Regions from separate parts of the Homo sapiens genome. Here region 1 is linked to region 2. Evidence: read pairs that join two places in POLR2A ChIA-PET (ENCODE). Cell type or tissue: OCI-LY7. All regions are shown on one strand. Each heading gives the region's core, and the rest is flanking DNA. Links, peaks and the distances in the headings are about the cores only.

Evidence for each region. Peaks named below come from ENCODE experiments on the same cell type or tissue, not always from the same donor. Only the 100,000 strongest peaks of a DNase experiment are listed, where the experiment ranks them.
Region 1: POLR2A ChIA-PET joins it to region 2 with 5 read pairs; 2 of 35 experiments call an interaction of 5 or more read pairs at or near these places.

The regions. Positions count from the first base shown.
Region 1 is chr5:158,679,200-158,688,492 of GRCh38, reverse strand. No RefSeq gene overlaps it. Among named protein-coding and RNA genes, the nearest start is that of LINC02227, 270 kb to the right of the region's middle. In OCI-LY7, for the core only: no CTCF peak of the experiment used is centred there; no DNase peak of the experiment used is centred there.
Region 2 is chr5:158,372,008-158,381,300 of GRCh38, reverse strand. All of the region lies in intron 1 of LINC02227 (long intergenic non-protein coding RNA 2227), which reads left to right. Among named protein-coding and RNA genes, the nearest start is that of LINC02227, 33 kb to the left of the region's middle. In OCI-LY7, for the core only: no CTCF peak of the experiment used is centred there; a DNase peak (open chromatin) is centred at 4,400.

The DNA.
Region 1 (9,293 bases), core at 2,476-7,475, 310 kb before region 2:
TCATTATATTTCTATACTATATAGTACCAGGGAAGGTACCAGGGAACTCCAGACAAAAAATAAAATAAAATAATCAGTCTGAATATTGTCATGTGCTGAAGGAAGCAGATTCTAGGCAATAAATCTGCAGGGCAAAGGCTTAGCACTGCTGTCAGGGAAGAGGATAAAGATGAGAGGTGGGTAATGTAGGGGCACAGGGAAGGAGAAAAAAAGAAATATTTCCTATGCACCAACATCACTTAGTAGTAAGATCCTACTAAGCCCCTTCAGAGTTAAAAAATACAAATGTAACAGGTTTCAGAGAAATGAGATTAGGTGTAATTTAGATATGATGAATTCATTTACAAGTTGGACTGCTAGGAGTCCCCATTTTCATTCAGAATGAGAAATCTCATGAAATAACTTACTTACCCAGATAGTTAGGTGGTTACTATCTGCCAGTTGCTGACCTAGAAGCTGGTGTGAGAGCCATTGGATGTAGACAATAACCCAGTATAAAACCAAAAGCAAATTAGTAAGTTCACATGTAATTACACATTGGGAAGAGTCCTGTGAGAGAAACTGGCAAGATATTGGACACTTCATCTTACTGATGCTGGGATTGGCCATGGGCTTGCTACAGCCTGGGGGAATAGGTGGTAAGATACTGACAAAGGTCTTAGATGCGACTGTGAAGTCTGTCCTGGTTCTTTTTTTTTTTTTTTGAGACGGAGTCTCGCTCTGTCGCCCAGGCCGGACTGCGGACTGCAGTGGCGCAATCTCGGCTCACTGCAAGCTCCGCTTCCCGGGTTCACGCCATTCTCCTGCCTCAAGCCTCCCGAGTAGCTGGGACTACAGGCGCCCGCCACAGCGCCCGGCTAATTTTTTGTATTTTTAGTAGAGGCGGGGTTTCACCTTGTTAGCCAGGATGGTCTCGATCTCCTGACGTCATGATCCACCCGCCTCGGCCTCCCAAAGTGCTGGGATTACAGGCGTTGTCCTGGTTCTTACACTGCAGAGATTGGCCACGAGAAGGGCTTCCCCATGGAAGCTGTTGAAACTCCAACCTGAGTTCTGAAATGTCCACACCTAAAACAGGTATGAGCACAGTGACATCCTGGAGCTAATCTCTGCTGCCCCTCAACTGGGAGCAATCACCCAGCCATGCCTGCAATATCAGCCGTTCCTCAGACCTACTGCCCTGCAAATTTGCAAGCTTGAGAATTAACACTTACTGTTAATTCTTGACCTTCGAGGTAACTTGTTGAATGCCATGATTGTGGCAATAGCTGACTGAGGCTGAAATAGAAACCTAGAAGTAGGCATGGTTGTTAAGAAAAACCTGAAAAGATGTTTTCAAACTCAGTGGTGAGTGTTGAGGAAACAACAAAAGTAGTTTAGTAGTTTAGAAAAATTGTGACCTGTGTCATGCAACGGTGAAACATTTAGTAAAAGTAGTACCTGTGATCATCTGGAAAGGAAGACATGTACCTGTTGAACTTAGAAATGGAATATTAAAAGCCTGAACTGGCTGTAGGTAGCCACACTTGATAAGGTACTACATGAAAGAGATGAGCTCAGAAAAGAGCTGTCCAGTTTACAAATACAGTTGAGAGAGTACACAGAGAACTCAGAAAATCTGGGACATACTACACTGGAAAATGATACTGTTTCTCATCTCCAGAATTTTCATCCAGTGAAATATCCTCAAAGAAAATACAGCCCAAGGGCAAAGACCAAAATAAGGACATGGCCTTTCAGATATAGCCTAGGAGCCTATTCCAAATAAAAAGTGTGCCCATCACACCCTTTGTTAAGACCTCCCAAAGGATTGAAGTGGAACCTAGTCGATTCTTCCAAACGGACAAAGGGGATCCTAGAAAGATCACGTAGAAGCCTGAGGTACCTAAATTAAAATTTTATTTCACTTAAGGGTAAAATAAAAAAGAACGGGTCCCCAGAGGGCAGAACCAAGACCTGTGGAAAACAATTGTGTAAGGATCCACTTCAAGGAAGCAGAATTAGGGTGAAGCATGTAGTTCCCCACTCCACTGATGTCGGGCTAGCCACGTGACTTGCTTGGACCAATGGAATGAAAATGGATACACTGTGAATGGAAGCCATGTGGCTTGCTCAATACGGCTTTGGTCTGGCAGCATTATTGTGGTAATAGGTGACATACTGATTCTTGCTCTCAGACAGAATTTGGACCATCTGAACATAATTGACTCTGAACACCCAATTAAAATAACCTCTTTCATGTCACCTTCTCTAACATCACCATTTTCTATATTCTTCATAGCCCTTTTCCCTCTCTGGAATTATCTCATGTGTATATTTGCTTATTTGCAAGCATTCTTATTTATTGCCATATCTGAGCACCTAGAACTGTTTCTTGCACATAGTAATACTGAATAGATGCCCTTTGATTTCCCTCTCAAGGATTCTATAATTTTTGTAAGCACAGGTTGTACTGGGGATATTATGAAGACGTTTGGTTTTCACCTTCAATAGTGCCTCAAAACACTGATTATAATTTGTGTAAAGCGCATCTTGACCTGGGATAGTTACAACTCACTGGGAAACCTATATGTGCTCTAATTAATTATATCTGAATAAGATCAGCAAGTGGAACCATCTCTGAGTAACTTGGAGTAACTGAGTAACTCTAAATAACCAAGTAATCCAGGAGACAGAAAATACTTTCTGCCTGAGTTATGAGGAGCAGGACTACTAGAGTGTTATTTCCAGTATACCTATCTTAAATGTTTTCATTGTTGATAAGGCTGTCTATATCAGGCAAAATAAAAACTACTGTAAATAATCATGGAAATATGACACAATAAACCTCACCTATAAGGAACAAAACCCAAGAAATGCCAAGGTTTAGTTCTCAGGAGCCCTCATTGTCCCTCTACATTTGTTCTCAACATGAAGCTCTCTCAAGATTGGGTTGATTCTTTTCTTCACTCAACAGGTATTATGGAAAGTGCTGAGAAAACTGTGGCAAGCAAAGCCAGAGGTGGTTTTTGCCCTCAAGGAACTTTCCACCTAGTGAAAGAGCCAAACATTGATCAGATATTTATGTAACTAAATACAGTATATTAAGGTGTTTTGAGGGCTAGTTTGGAGGACAGGAAACCAAGAGAGCATCGAGTTAGAGACTGACCCTGCTTGGGCGATCAAGGATGTTTTTCTCGGAGAAAATGGAGTTCAAGCTGAGATCTGAAGGATGATTTAGGCAAGAAAAACACTAATGGGAGATTGAATATCATACGCAAAGGACCTGAAAAAGATCAGTGTGGGTGGAGCAAGGGAAAGAGAGGTGAAAGATAAAGCTAGACACGCAGCAAGGCTCAGACTATGCAGAGCCTTGTGTAGGCCAGTCAGGAGTTTGAGTCTTATCTAGAGAGTAAAACTACCAGCTTCCAAGACACTCAGGAAGGCATTGTTGACAAATATCGAGGGCACTTGGATAGTAGTTCTCAAACAACACCCCTCCGCTGGTGAATGCCTCTGGACTGAAACACAGCAGAGTTGTTTACCTCCTCTTGCCCAGAATGCCATGTGTCAACTTGTAAGAGTTGGTTCACCTTTACCTTTCCATGAAGCCCGCTATGGTGTAAGCAATACTCATCAGACCTCGTAAGGCTTGATATTTATTTTATTTCAACTATCACTCTTTTTTGTCAAGTGTAGTCTCACACACAGCAGGTAAACCTTAATGGTTTAAGGAATAAATAGAAAATTGACGGGCTCACACCCATTAGCTAATGGATTACTAAGCAAAAGGGACTGCCTTCCACCCCAGTGCACTTAGCCCAGGGTTGCTAGGAATGTTAAAGACGACAAGCTAACACTCCACCTTCACTCCACGGGCCCAGGGGAAGGGAACTCAAACTCAAATATGGCTCCTTTGATAGACAGGTCAATGAATGTGGCTATCATTGTGTAATCACATATCTTAGCATTTATTTATTATCGACTGCACAACACATTCTGGAAATGTATTGGAGACATTTGACCTGCCAAGTTGGAACGTTTGTTGGCTACAGCCTGGCAGACAGAAGGACCCTGATGGGAGAATCACTCAGCCATCTTGCTTTTACTCACCGCATTGGTGTCCCAATCATTCATGGGAAAATATGTAAGAAAAATCAGCCTATTTTAAATACATCTCCTTGGAAGTAAAGGTGCGTGACATTCTGTTATCTGGAATGCTCCTCACCTTTGTAAATTAGCCACCCCACATGTTGTGCTGAGACCTCCTTTCCACAGTCTTTAATCAGTTGTTTCAGATATATGTGTCTCATTAGCATCTGAGCAATGCAATCACTTTTTTAGCCTGAATCTCATGATTTTATTGGGCTATTAAGAGCTTGATTTGTGGGCAGTGGGAACAGCAAGACAATCCATGCCATTGATCACATTATCCACGAGGTATCCAGCAGAACGGAGAAACCAGCAACCCACACAGAATGGTGGGAATGTAAATTAGTTCAATCACTATGGAGAACAGTTTGGAGGTTCTTCAAAAATCTAAAAATTGAGCTCCTATATGATCCCAGCAATCCGCCTACTGGGCAAATATTCAAAAGAAAGGAAATCAGTATATTGAAGAGATATCTGTACTCTAATGTGGTGTTGGGGAGAGCCAGCACATGCTTGGCCTCAGAACGCCAGGCCATGCAGCAACCCAAGCAGTGACTGTGGCCTGTGCCATCACCCTCTGACACCTCAGCTTGGTCCATCTGGGAGTGGAGAGGAAGGGGATGAAAACTGCCTGCTTCCAAATGGAGTTTTCCACATGTTAAACTGAAAAATACGTTTACAGGTAAAGGAACCACAAAACATAGTAAAAGGATCACAATGCTATTTCCTATGAGGCTGTCACTCAGAAAAATCAGCAGCTAATGATCCACCTCTTCTGCGTTGCTCTAACCCAACACTAAAGAGTTATAGACTCTTAGAAGATAAAGGTATAAGCTTAGAGATTATTTTTCAAATGCCCTCACTTACAGGATGAAAAGGCAGACTCAGGGAGGGGAAGCATCTTGCCTATCATCACGCAACAAGAACAGAGCTTGCACAAGCCTCAGCATCCCCATTCCCAGCACAAGAGTTGGCTGTTTCTCTCTCTCTGTACTTCTCTAGTTTCTGGGTCAGTGAAAATAAAGATCTGTAAAGGCAATTTTTAAAGTTGAGAAGTGGAATAAAAAGGCAAATGTCCTCTTCTCATTGCGTGGTACACCTACAATAATAGCAAAGAAATATTAGCATATATCATTTTAAGAAAACTCATGTAATTCCTCATTTGTGAAGTCAACTTAATGGTTCACCTAGTAATATATGTATGGAATTTTCTGGAGGGATTAGGAGAAAATAACCAGCAAACAGTCAAACCTAGGCTCCTTCTTTTTAGCATTCTGCCCATCTGATGAAATGAGATGTCCTGGAGGAATTTGGAAGCTGGGAAATACCTCCATCTCAGCAAACACAAATGGTGATGCATTTACTAACTGCCTCTTTGCATCTCTTCTTGTTCTGTTCTCTATTACCAGTAAGTGTGGTCTTCCTAAATCACGAATAAGATTATGTAAAGCTCCATCTCCTTCAATAGCTTCCCATAACACTCAGAATGAAGCACCTGCCGCTTCTCATAGCCGCAAAGCCTTACATGATAAGAGCCCTGCTTATCTCTCCAAGCATATCTTATACCCATCTCCCACCTGCTCATGTCCCCTCTGTATGCCCTGCTCTTTCCCACTTCAGGACCTTCGTACATGCTCTTTCCTCTGTCTGGAAGGGTCTATTCTTTTTCTTTGTATGTCTGGTAACCTCTCCATCAGGACTTGGCTCACATGTCAGTTTCTCAAATGAACAATCCCTGAATCTCCCAAACAGGAATCCTTTCCTGATCCGGATATTCTCTACCCTAAGCCCTGTGTTTCTTTCTTCCAGTACTTATCTCTAGCTCTGATAATTTTATTTTTCTGTTTATTTGTACTTCCCACTAGAATTCAGGTACTGATAAAGGCAGAAACAATGTCTGTACTGTTCACAGTTATAACCTCAATGTATAGTACAGTGCCTGGTATGACACAGACATTTAGGAAGTATTTGGGGGGGAATAATGACACTGATGATTAGTACTTTCATACTAAACAGTTCCTTTTAACAGTCTTTTAGATCATTTACATGGCCAGTTATAGTCTGTAAATTAGCACTGTGATTAAAAACATGAGCTTTGGGCTGGGCACGGTGGCTCATGCCTGTAATCCCAGCACTCTGAGAGGCCAAGATGGGTGGATCACTTGAGGCCAGGGGTTCAAGACCAGCCTGGCCAATATTGTGAGACCCCATCTCTACTAAAAATACAAAAAAAAAAAAAAATTAGACAGGCGTGGTGGTGAATGCCTGTAATCTCAGTTACATGGGAGGCTGAGGCAGGAGAATCACTTGAACCTGGGAGATGGTGGTTGCAGTGAGCCAAGATCATGCCACTGCACTCCAGCCTTGGTGACGGAGTGAGATCCTGTCTCAAAATACAAACAAACAAACAAAAACCATGAGCTTTGGAATCAGACACGGTTCTGCTCCCACCTGACGGCTCAGTGGCCTTATGCAAATTAAAGGACTTCTCTAAGCTTCTGGATCCTATGTGTGAGGACCTACTTTAGGAGTAGAGAAGAGCAGGGACTGTGATTATTACGTTACACAGAGTAATTGAGACTTACCACTTGCCCAGTGGATCAAGAGCTATAATTTAATTTCCCAGGACTGGCTGGTACAGCAAGGTGATTGGCAGGGTTTTCCCAGAGGCTGCACCTCTAATGCAAAGGCAGTGGCAAGGGCTGCTATGGAGGTCACAATGCCAGATAGAGCCTCCAGAGCTTTCAGGGGATATTCTGAGGCTCTGTCAAGCCGGCAACTTCCTTTCTTTTCTTTTCCTTTTAAGTGATCTAGGGAGAGTTTTTTCTGAGGGAGTCTTTGTTCATTTAGAGAGAGAAACTTAATTCTCTAGTCTGTCTTCTATGCCACTTCCTATCTGATTTCTTTTAGTCTCTCCAGTCCACAGATTGACAACATAATAATAAGGTCAAGAAGAAGAGGAAGAAGTTCTCATTTCCCTGATATCATTCTGACCTTCTTTGATGTGCCTCTCCCTTTCAATAATGCAAACTATACATTGTGTTTTCCTTTTTACTTTGGCCTCTAGGGAGCTCAGGAGAAAGTCTGAAGTTCAACCACAAAATTTGACCAAATAGCATCCCCTCTTCAATGTCAATTCTCATAATTCCAAACTTTATTTTATTTATCTTCCTACACATATTAATATGCTATAGTGGGAACTGTCTTAAATTTTTAAAATATATTGGATATAAGTTATAGAAAACTTAACTTAAAAGGTAGGGCATGGTGGCGCATGCCTGTAATCCCAGCACTTTGGGAGGCCAAGGTGGGCAGATCAGGAGGTCAAGAGGTCGAGACCATCCTGGCCAACATTGTGAAACCTCTTCTTTACTAAAAATATAAAAATTAGCTTGGCGTGGTGGTATGTGCCTGTAGTCCCAGCTACTCAGGAGGCTGAGGCAAGAGAATCTCTTGAACCTGGGAGGCGGAGGTTGCAGTGAGCTGAGATCACGCCACTGCCCTCCAGCCTGGTGACAGAGCGAGACTGCATCTCAAAAATAATAATAATAATAATAATAATATTAATAATGATAATTAACTTAAAGAAAAAATATATCTACTGTTTCTTCTCTCAATTGTTCTGCTCCCCCAGTGAGATGACAGGAAGAATTTCTCTCTCTGCCATCTTTTAATTTTGACTGTAAACTATCACTTCAGTCCATTCTACTTCATTTTCAGAGCAGTAATATTACAGACTTCTTATAAGAAGAAACATGTGCTAGTGGCAGTGCATGGAAATACAAGCTGAGTGCTAAAGTCAAAGAGACAAGTAAAGGAAACACAATATTTACTAGGTGCTAGGTGTTTTGCACACATTAGTTCATCTACACTTTCTAACAACACTAAAGCCGTTCACACATGAGGGCCCGGAAGCTTAGAAAAGTTCTTTAATTTGTCTAAGGCCACTGAGCTGTTAGGTGAGAGCAGAACTGGGTCTGATTCCAAAGCTCGTGTTTTTAATCACAGTGCTAATTCAAAGACTATAACTGCCCGTGTACATGATCTAAAAGACTGTTAAAAGGAATTGCTTAGTAAAAAAATACTAATTGCCAGCATTAACTATGTACATTGTTCTCATTGGCTGTTTTAGAAAAGTTATTTAAACAGTCTCTAGGCAAAAGAAAAGTTAAGTAAACTGGGATTTTGCAACTAATCCAAAAAAGCATGGATAGTTGGTTCAATGGTATCTGTACATGCTTTTTCTTCCAGATTTTCTCTTCTGCAAAACATTTCCTACGGTGGTCCATGTCGCATATTTTTAAAATGGCTGCAAGAGGATGCAAAGTTGAGAAAAAAGGAGTTCCTTTCAGGCTTGTGTGTCCTTAGGGGAACGAAGAGGATTGTGGGCAATAACAAAATGTTTGGGAAAGGAATCAGGATGAGAACAAGGAGGCTTAGGAAGAGTTAGGCTTCCTATTGAAGTCAGATCTTCTGGACTCGAGGAGGAGAGAGTGGAGAAGAGGTGGTGAGGCAGGAACACCAAGGGTCCCAGAGACGGGCTCTGTTCTCTGCTTCCTGGGGCAGAGCCTCGGAGTACCCCAACGCCAGCAGGGAATGAGGGAAGATCACGCATACAGACAACCAGGAGATCCATATCCAAGGGAGAAACCTGGTCACAGAATAGCACTCCTGCCCTCAGGTGGTACAGAAGCAGACAAGTCAATTGCCAGTGCTGGAGGGATAAGATGGAATCAGAAATCTCTCAGCAGTAGCCAGCGTGGATTCCAACTAAGGATCGCCAGGCCACATCCGGCTCAGGAAAGGTTGTCTGGAGGATCAGAGAGCTGATCTTCCAAAGGTCTGGGAACCATGTGGATTGCTGGAATTAAAGCTCACCCTTGGGGAAAAGGAATTGGAAAAACAACTCATTTTGACAGAGATTAGGTTTCTGCCTCATCAGTGGGGATCAGTCTTGAAACCAAAACTGAGCTTAGAGAAAGGGAAAGCTCAGCTTCTTGCACCTCTGAGAATGTGGTCTTTAAACTGCACCTGCTTTGCTCATTTCCACAGGGCTCCTGATGATTCACTACATGTAGGCTCAACTCCCAAATACAGTCTCTGAGCTGCATTAGCCACTGGGTGGGGAATGAAAAACAGCCTCATTCCACATCCTCATGGTC
Region 2 (9,293 bases), core at 1,522-6,521:
TTGTTCATTCACTTATCAAACACTATTTGCACTGCCTATTATGTGCCAGGCACTGTGCTAGGCCCAGGGGATGCAAAATTGAGTGACATACGGTACCTGCCCTCAAGGAGAACCCAGCCCATCAGAGAAGCATAATTGGAGGAGAAGGCTTATTTGAACTTGGAAAATCAGAAACTGTTTCCTGGAGGAAGTAGCATCTGAGCTGAGGCATGCAGGATGAGGGGGCTGAGAAGCATGCACAGGCACAGAGGTAAGAAGCAGCATGGTGTGTGGGGAAACGGGTGTAGCTGGAGACACAGGGAAGAGAACCGAGGGGCTGGAGAAGAGTCTGAAAGGAAGGCAGGACTCAGTCACGGTGGACAGGTGGGAGCTTGTAAGCCAATTAGAGGAGTCTGCAGGTGGTGTGAGACCAGCAAGGGCTTAAGCAGAGAGGTATTATGGTTTAGTTTTCTCCACCTCTACGACTGGCACCACCCACCTGCTTGTGCCAAAAACCTGAGTCAACCTCGTACTCATCCACCTCCCTCCTTTCTCTGCATAGCCAATCCATTAGAAAATCCTATACATTCTTCCCCTAGTACACAGCCACTGGTCTTCACCTCACTGCCCCCATACCTCCCAAAGCCATCTCCTAAGAGCTCCCTACTGCCACTCTGGCGTATCCCTGTTCTCCCCTGCAGACAAAGTCTTCTTTTCTAAACATAAATCAGAAAGCATCTCTTTTCTGCTGAAAACTTCCCAAGGGCTTCCTGAGGGCTAAAATCTCAGCATCTATCTCCTTGTGCTCCACAGTGCTTTATGTAATCAGGCCTCTGCCCACCCCTTTGGCCTCCATTCCCTGAACCCGGGCTCACCCACCCCGCCCTGGCCATGTGGAAGCACCTGCCGCTCCTTCAATAACGGGCACTCAGGCCCAACTCACATCTCACTGCCTTTGCCCTGATCATCCTCTGCTTAGTACTCCTCTGTCTCACATCATCCCATGATTCACTCTCAGTTTATTCAGATCTGTGTTCAAACGTCTCCCTTTCAGAGTGGCTTTGTCCAGGCTTACTAAAATACCCAACCACTACCCCAAGCCCCACCATCCATTTCTGTCTCTTATTCAGCTTTACTTTGGGAGGCTGAGGTGAGTGGATCACTTGAGGTCAGAAGTTCAAGACCAGCCTGGCCAACATGGTGAAACCCCCTCTCTACCAAAAATGCAAAAATTAGCCGACGTGGTGGTGGGCGCCTGAATCCAAGCTACTCAGGAGTCTGAGGCAGGAGAATCGCTTAAACCCAGGAGGCGGAAGTTGCAGTAAGCCGAGATTGCGACACTGCACTCCAGCCTGGGTGACAGAGTGAGACTCCATCTCAAAAAACAAAAAACAAACTAACAAAAAAACACTTATCCAACCTTAAATTGCATTGCTTGTGTATTTGTTACTCTCTTATTCTCTGTCTTCCCTTCTAAAATGTTCCATGAGCGAAGACAAATATGTCTATCTCGTTCACCGCCACATCCTCATCCTTTAGAACCATGGTCTCGGCTCATAGAAGGTACCAAAAAAAAAAACAAAAAAAAAGTTTGTTGAGGTGGAGCATACAGGAAATGAGGAAATGAGCATGTTTAAGGTAAGATGATGAATCCCCTTTTGGAATGGTTGTGGTATCTAAGATCCAGGCTCCATAGCTAAATTCAAATTTTTCTCTACTCTTCTGCACCCACGCCTCTCCCTCACACAAACCCAGATCCTGAGACCACTTTCTAAGGTCTTTAAAAAATAGTATTTCACCTCTCTGAATCCCATCTGTAAAACAGGAGTAATGAGACTTCCTTAAAAGGTAGCTATGAGGAGCCAATGAAAGAATATCAGTGAGATTTACTCCACAGGCCTGATGACAGATTTAGACTCCAGGAGATCATCACAGGATATTTTAATTTGATGGATACATAAATATTATTATACTATATTCTGATATTTAATATTTATTTGAATTTAATGCTTTTTTCCACTAGACTATAAAGACTAATTCTTACTCTTTTTATGCTTCTTCATTTCCCTACCCCAGTGCCGAGCACAGTGTTTACTGTTTATTTCACAGAAAACAAAGAGCTTCTGCTCCAGAATCAGGAGCGCTCGGGAATTTTTGGCTTTGTTAGAGCCAAGACCCAGCAGGACACACTGATTCTCTGACTGCCCCATCTCCAGGATCCGATTAATCCTCCTCAACTCCCTAATCTCCTGTTCCCAGACCTCTCTGCTCCTGACCACAAAAGCTACTGAATCCTTCATCTCAGTCATTACTTCTTAGAACATGTGCTTATAAGGATATGCATGTCTCTCTCTGTCTCTCCATACTGACATGGTCCTAGGCTGAGGTCAAAATCAGACACACTTCTCTCTTCCAATGTTATACACACACACACACACACACACACTTTTCTTATTCCAATATATCCTTTTGAAAAAATTAAAGCAAAGCTGTATATGCTATGTGAATGTTGATTTTTTTAAGATGTAATAGAGCTGGTAAATCATTCCTTTTTGTGACTTGGGCAGAAGTCAAATGGGCAGAAGGCATTCTTTTTCACAGTTGCATATCTTTCATGGTAAGCCATCCCTGAGTTTACTAAACAGATTTTCTACCAATTAGCATTTTGATTATTTCTTAGTTTTTGTTATTCAAAATTCACTGTATACATAGATGGGCATAACTGTAGGATGGATTCCCACAAGAAGACTGGCAATTGTAGGTATGCTGGAAATTTGGGTTTCTATTGCCAAAAAAATTGCACCAATTTAAATTCCAAACAATAGTATATGAGTGGCTGTCTTTCCAGTATTATCAAGTTTTTTATAACTTTGCAAATCTGCTAAGTGAAAAACAAAATCTCATTTTTGAGAATTTCTACCTTTTTTGTGAGGAAAGCTGAGCATCCTTTTGTATGTTAATACTGTTAATACTTCTTTTATTTGGACTAGTTCATATTATTGGCTCGTTTTTCTTTTGGGTTGCTAATTTTGTTTTCTGATTTGCCAGCACTCTGAAAAATTAAGACAATTAGTCCTTTATCTGCCATATCTGGTACGAATGTTTTTCTAATTTAGTATTGATTATAGTATTTTTTTCCATGCAGAACTTCAAAAATTTTAGATAGTCAAATCTGTCAGTCTTTTTTATGGCATTTGGGTTTTGTTTCTTCTTTAGAAAGCTCTTTTGTATGTCAAGATCACAAAAGCATTTCATCACTTTTCCTTTTAGTGATTTGTATGGTTTCTGCTAATTTTTTTTACATTTAATTCATTAATCCATGTGGAGCTTTGCATTACTTTTCTATTACTGCATAACAAGTTATCAAAAACTTAGCAGCTTAAACTGACATACATATATTATCTCACAGTTTCTGTTGATCAAGACTCTGGCCATAGCTTAACTAGGGCCTCTTCTTAGGGTTTCATAGGCTGTGACCAAGGTGATGGCCAGGACTGTGTTCTCATCAGAGGCTCAACTGGGGAAGGATCCACTTCCAAGCTCCCTCACTTTGTTGTCTGAATTCATTTTCTGATGCTGTAAGATTTATGGCATCTTGCCTTATCAAAACCAATAAAGGAGAGAAGGAAGAAAGGAGGAAGGAAAAAAGAGAGAGAAAGGTGAGACTCTAGAAAAATAGGCATTACACTTTTATGTAATCACATACATGTGATCACTTACAACCTATAATCTTTGCCACATTCTAGTGGTTAGAAATAAGTATCTGGTCCTGCCCACACTCAAAAGGATTACACAAAGGTATGAATACCAGGAGGTGGGAATCATAGAGACTGCTTTATAGACTGTCACTCATAGGGACTGTTTTATAGACTGTCACTCACAAATTTATTTTGGTAGAAGGAGTAAGGTAGGGATATAAATTTTTAGATGGTTAGCCAGATGTCTCAGTATCACTTATTAGATTATCTAACTTTCCCATACTGATTAGAAATTTTACTTCTGTTTAAGACAGAGACTTAAATGTCACAAACTAGGTAATTTCTCCTTCTTCTCTCATTTCATGTACACATCTGTGATACCAGAAATGCAGTTTGTCAATCTGATATTCAGCTTATTGGGCATAAAAAGAACATATATTCCCAGAGACAATCATTGTTATAGTTTCTGTCACATTCATATAGATATAATATATAGTCTTTAGTCATATTTATATCTACATACATATCTAGCTATAAATTAAGGTTGAGGGAAAGAAAATGAAGAGAGGTCATTCATTATCTCATTCTCTTCCTTGCAAGAGGTGCATATTCCCAGCAGGGCCCAGACAACCTCTGGCAAATTCAAGCATCTGTTAGAAAACACTAAATCAGTCAGCTTAGTCAAGAGCTTACACAAGTCATGCTCAAAAATGAGCCAAACTCAGGACCAAAATGGGGAAGTGGCTAAACAACAGGTAGGCCAGAAACACCTCTGGGGAGATGAGCACATTTTAAAGAAGAGGGCATAGATAAAAAGGGATGGAGAGTCTGGTAGGAAAGCCACTGCTAGTAAATCCTATGTATGTGAACTACCACAATATTCACTTGTGCCTTTGTGATTAGGATCCTGTTATGTTTGTTAAAATTAATACTTTCTGTGACCACTTTACATTTCATACTGGAGTCTGTGACCACCCATTAAAACCAATGTCATTGTCTCTCAGAAGCAGGTGATGGAAAGAGGATGAAGCATGTTCTAGCCATGAGATTCCCTGAAAAAATGTCCATCATCTCTATTGTTATGACAACCTATTCCCACTATGCTACAACCTTTATGAAAGAGGCTGCTTGTGTCCTGTGAATTAGTGGAATTTTTGTAATATTACTTGTTGTTAAATTACATATATATATATACATATATATATACACACACACAAACATATATAATGCAATAGTAGCATGCTATGCACAATTTTCTGCACTTTGATTTTTTCACAGTATGGAAAAATATGTATATGTAAAACACACACACATACACACACACATATGTATCATAGCATGGTTTCATGTTAGCACTGTACAACTGCCTCATATTTTTGCTTCATATTTTAATAGTTACATAATATTGATCAGAGGTAATATACTTTATGTAACCATCTGCTATTAAAGGCCATTTGGTCTATTTCCCATCCTTTGCTTTTAGAATAATTCTTTAATAAATGACTCCATACTTCACAACACAGTGTTAATTCATAATCCTTTTAGAAATTAATAAGAAATTATTTCTAACAAAATTTATGTTGTTTCTATCATGGATTGCCATCTGTCAAAAAGCATTACTATACAACAATTATCGAACTGAGGTACAAAGAAGAGGTCCACACTGATAGTCACTGGCAGAAACTAACATATAAACATGTTGTATTTGGCCCACACCATTGTTTTTCAAAGTGGAATGAATCATCAGCATTAAAATCATCCACGTGTTGATGTAGTTTAGAAATCACATCAAAATCAATATGTAGGGTGTCTCTTGAATAACTAAATACTTAGCGTTTAGAGGTCAGACTAGTCATGTAAATAATGAGAGAGGAAGTATTTGAGGATAAGACAATGGGGAGTAGTGGTGAGTGTGGGCTCACATTCTTGCACAATAGTAGTTGCTGGAGGTGCATAAGAGCTGCTCAACTCAGATGTGAATGGGCTTCCTGAGTCCACCACACAACCAAAATGGCGACCAAGGTTGCTCCATGTCTTTGAAGTTGTAACAGTTATCAGTTTTCATAACACATTCTGTATTTTCTCCTCCACAGCAGAGTCTAGAAAAAAAGTGAAATATTTTTTGTATTCAAATAAACTCGAAATAGTGGGAGGAAGAAAACTAGGTCCACACTCACCACCACTCCCTATTGCCTTATACTCAGATGATGCTTCTTTCATTTACAGGACTAGTCTGGCCTCTGAGTGCATTTGAGTTTCCAACTGCATATTTAAAAGAAACAGGCCTTCCCCAAAGTCAAACAGTCCAAAAGCTGCATGTTATTTTCCTTCTTTCTTTATTAAATACCCCCTCCATTTGTCAACTTTTTTGATGTTTGGACTGGAAAGCATTATTTGTTTTTTAATACCATTTCTTTAAAAAAAAAATCCTGAGTCTGTCCAACAGACTTTACAGCTAAAGTAGCCAGTCCGTTGATTCTGGAGGAAGAGCAGCTGGCAAAACTAATCAATGTTGGGCATTTGCATTTTTTTTTCCTTTTTTATGGTCTCCCCTGGTGCTGGGAGATTGGTTTTCTGTGTTGGAAGGAGAGCATGGAGAGCATCTGCTGTCTCCTGGTCTAGTGCATAGTAAAGAAGAGCGCGTGGTGCAGAATTCATCTACCAAATATCCCAACAGGTTAACCAGTTCTGGAGTGAGGAAGTCACAGCTCTTGCTTTTGAAGGTTCTCTGTATTGAGTATAAAAGATTCTGTGCTTCTGAGAATAAGAAATTTCTCTTCAATTTCACTCTATATACTCTAGGCAGCAAGATGATGCTTCTTAGACATGATGGTCTCCTACTGACGAGGTACTGACAAGAAAAAAAAATTAAATTCAAGAATGAACTTGAGAAAAATAAACATATGCATGCTCGTGAAAACTGGCAGCAATGTAATGTTCACTACAAGTTAGTAAGGGTTTTCTATCTTCCAGGTATTGAGCCTAGTGCTATGTGTGCAGTATCTCATTTAATTCTCTCAACACTGAAAGATAGGTGCTTGTTAACCCTGCTTTATAGATGTAGAAACTGAAGATCAGAAAGGCACAGTGATTTCTGCAAGGGCTCTGAGTTTGTAAATGACAGAGCTGGGATTCATCTATGTCTTTCTGCCTCCCTTACACCCTCATCTAAATCACTGGAAAGCTTCTTTTGTAGAGCAAGCATTCTACAAAGAGGTTTGCACTGGATTCTCAATGAGGACCACTGGGTGTCTTCTCTTTGGAATCTATAATGCTGCTGACGATAATCATTCAGGAAGGAACCGTTTGATCCTATCCTTTATGTAATTTTTTTTCCTTCCACATATTCTTCACAAGAAGCAAGCTATTGTTGGCCGCCTTCTCCTCAAACAACACACAATTGAAGTAGCTACCCCATGACCTCACTTCTAGTTTGAAAGGTTTTTTTGTTTTATTGGCCACTTTTCTTCCTGGCACTTCTAAGCTCTCCTTGATGTCCTAAAAAGTTAAGTCACTACTCACTAGCACTCGCTGCTGACAGCACACCATTCACTGCAACTCCTTGGCAAGAGGTCAGAGAGCCACATGTACCTCAGGTCACCTGTCCTGTAATCTATGAAGCTGAAATTCAGGCTCTACATCTACTTCTGTCCAAAAAAGCATTTAGTTATATTATTGTTTTAATAATTTTTTTAGTTTGCTTACAGTAAAATTCACTCTGTGGCATATAGTTCTATGAATTTTAACAAATGCATGCCATTGTGTAAGAATTTGGCAAGAAAACTACCGCAATCAAGATACAGAATACTTCCTTCCTCCCCAAACTAGTTCCTAATTTTATCCCTTTGATGTCACCAGCCTCCAGCTCCTAACTCCTGCAGCCACGGATACTTCTGTGTTCCCTATAAATGTACTCTTTTCCATAATGCCATGTAAAATGTAATCATGCATTGGGTATAGCTTCTTTCATTCAGCATATGCATTTGAGTATGCTGAATTGTACAGCTCAAATGATATGTGTTGAAGGAGTTGAGAGCAGGAGAGCCATTAAGGAAACTTTCATGTTGGTTCAAACAGTCTAGCATAGAATTCTTGGAGAACATATTCCATTAGTTTAAGCTAATTATAAGCTTGCTGCCTGCTATTTGAGATTGCATTTGAAATTTGTCCATACTTTTGTGTGTATCAGTAGTCTACTCCTTTTTACCGATGAGTAATATTCCACTGTATGGATGTTTCACCGATTGTTAATTTATGTACCATTGAGGGACATTTGAGTTGTTTCCAGTTTTTGATGATGACGATTAAAGCTGCTATAAACCTTTTTGCACAGGGTTTTTGTATATAAGTTTTTATTTTATTTATGTAAATACCCGGGAATAGGATTTCTGGATCATATGGTAAATTTGTGTTTAATTTTTTGAGACCCTGCCAATCTACTTTCCAAAGTGACTGTAACATTTTGCATTTTCAGTAGCAATAAATGAGAGTTCCAGTTGTTTTACATACTTGTCAGCACTTGATACTGGCAGGTTTCTTTTTTGTTTTTGTTTTGTTTAGCTATCCTAATAGGTGTGAATCTCATCATAGTTTTAATGCAATTCCCTAAATGACTAACGTTGAGTATCTTTTTATGTGTTTATTTTCCATTCATATATCTTTTCTGGTGAAGTGTCTTTCAAATCTTTTGCTTATTTTAAAAATTGGGTTGTGTTTTCTAATGATACTTTTATAATTTAAAGACCAATTCATTTTAAGTTGATCTTCCTTTCAAATTTAAATATCCCAGAAAAACAACACATTAGGCTTCTGTGAAGCACCAACATCTCATTATAAATTAGTTTTATCCATTCACTCAAAAGACATAAGCTCCTATTTGTAACTCTTTGTCTTGGTACTAGGAATGTAAAAATAAGCAAACACAGTCCACTTTCAAAGAGACTTTGCTAGATACATAGGAGATGGCTTACCAGAATAACCACACATGACTATAGCAAAAGGCGGAATATACTTAGTGCTCTGTGCGATTATATAAGCAAATTGTTAAGAGAGATTCTAGGGTGGGAGGGATGATATCTACTTGAGTATTTGGCCTTGATTAATGGGTACTATTTTGAAAAACAGAAATATAAAGGTAGAAAAAATATTTCAGGTAAAGATACAACCTAAGAAAAGGTGAAGGACCTACAGCTAAAATTATACTTAGTGGTGTAAGCTGATTGCTTCTCTCTTAAAATTGGAAGCAAGACAAGAATGTCTGCTCTCACAGTTTTTATTCACCATTACACTGGGGGTGTGAACCGTAGAAATTAGACAAAAAAAAAAGAAATAAAAGTCATGCATAATGGAAAGAAAGATGTAAAACTACCTCTATTTGCATGTGACATGGTCTTGAGCATAGAAAAATCCTAAAAAGTCGACTAAAAAGCTATTAGAGTTAATAAATGAGTTCAGTAAGGTTGCATGACACAAGATCAATACACAAAAGTCAGTTAAATTTCCATACACTAGCAATGAGCAATCCAAAAATAAAATTAATAAAATAACTCTGCTTACATAGTATCAAAAAGAATAAAATGCTTATAGATAAATTGAACCAAAGAAGTGCAAGATTTG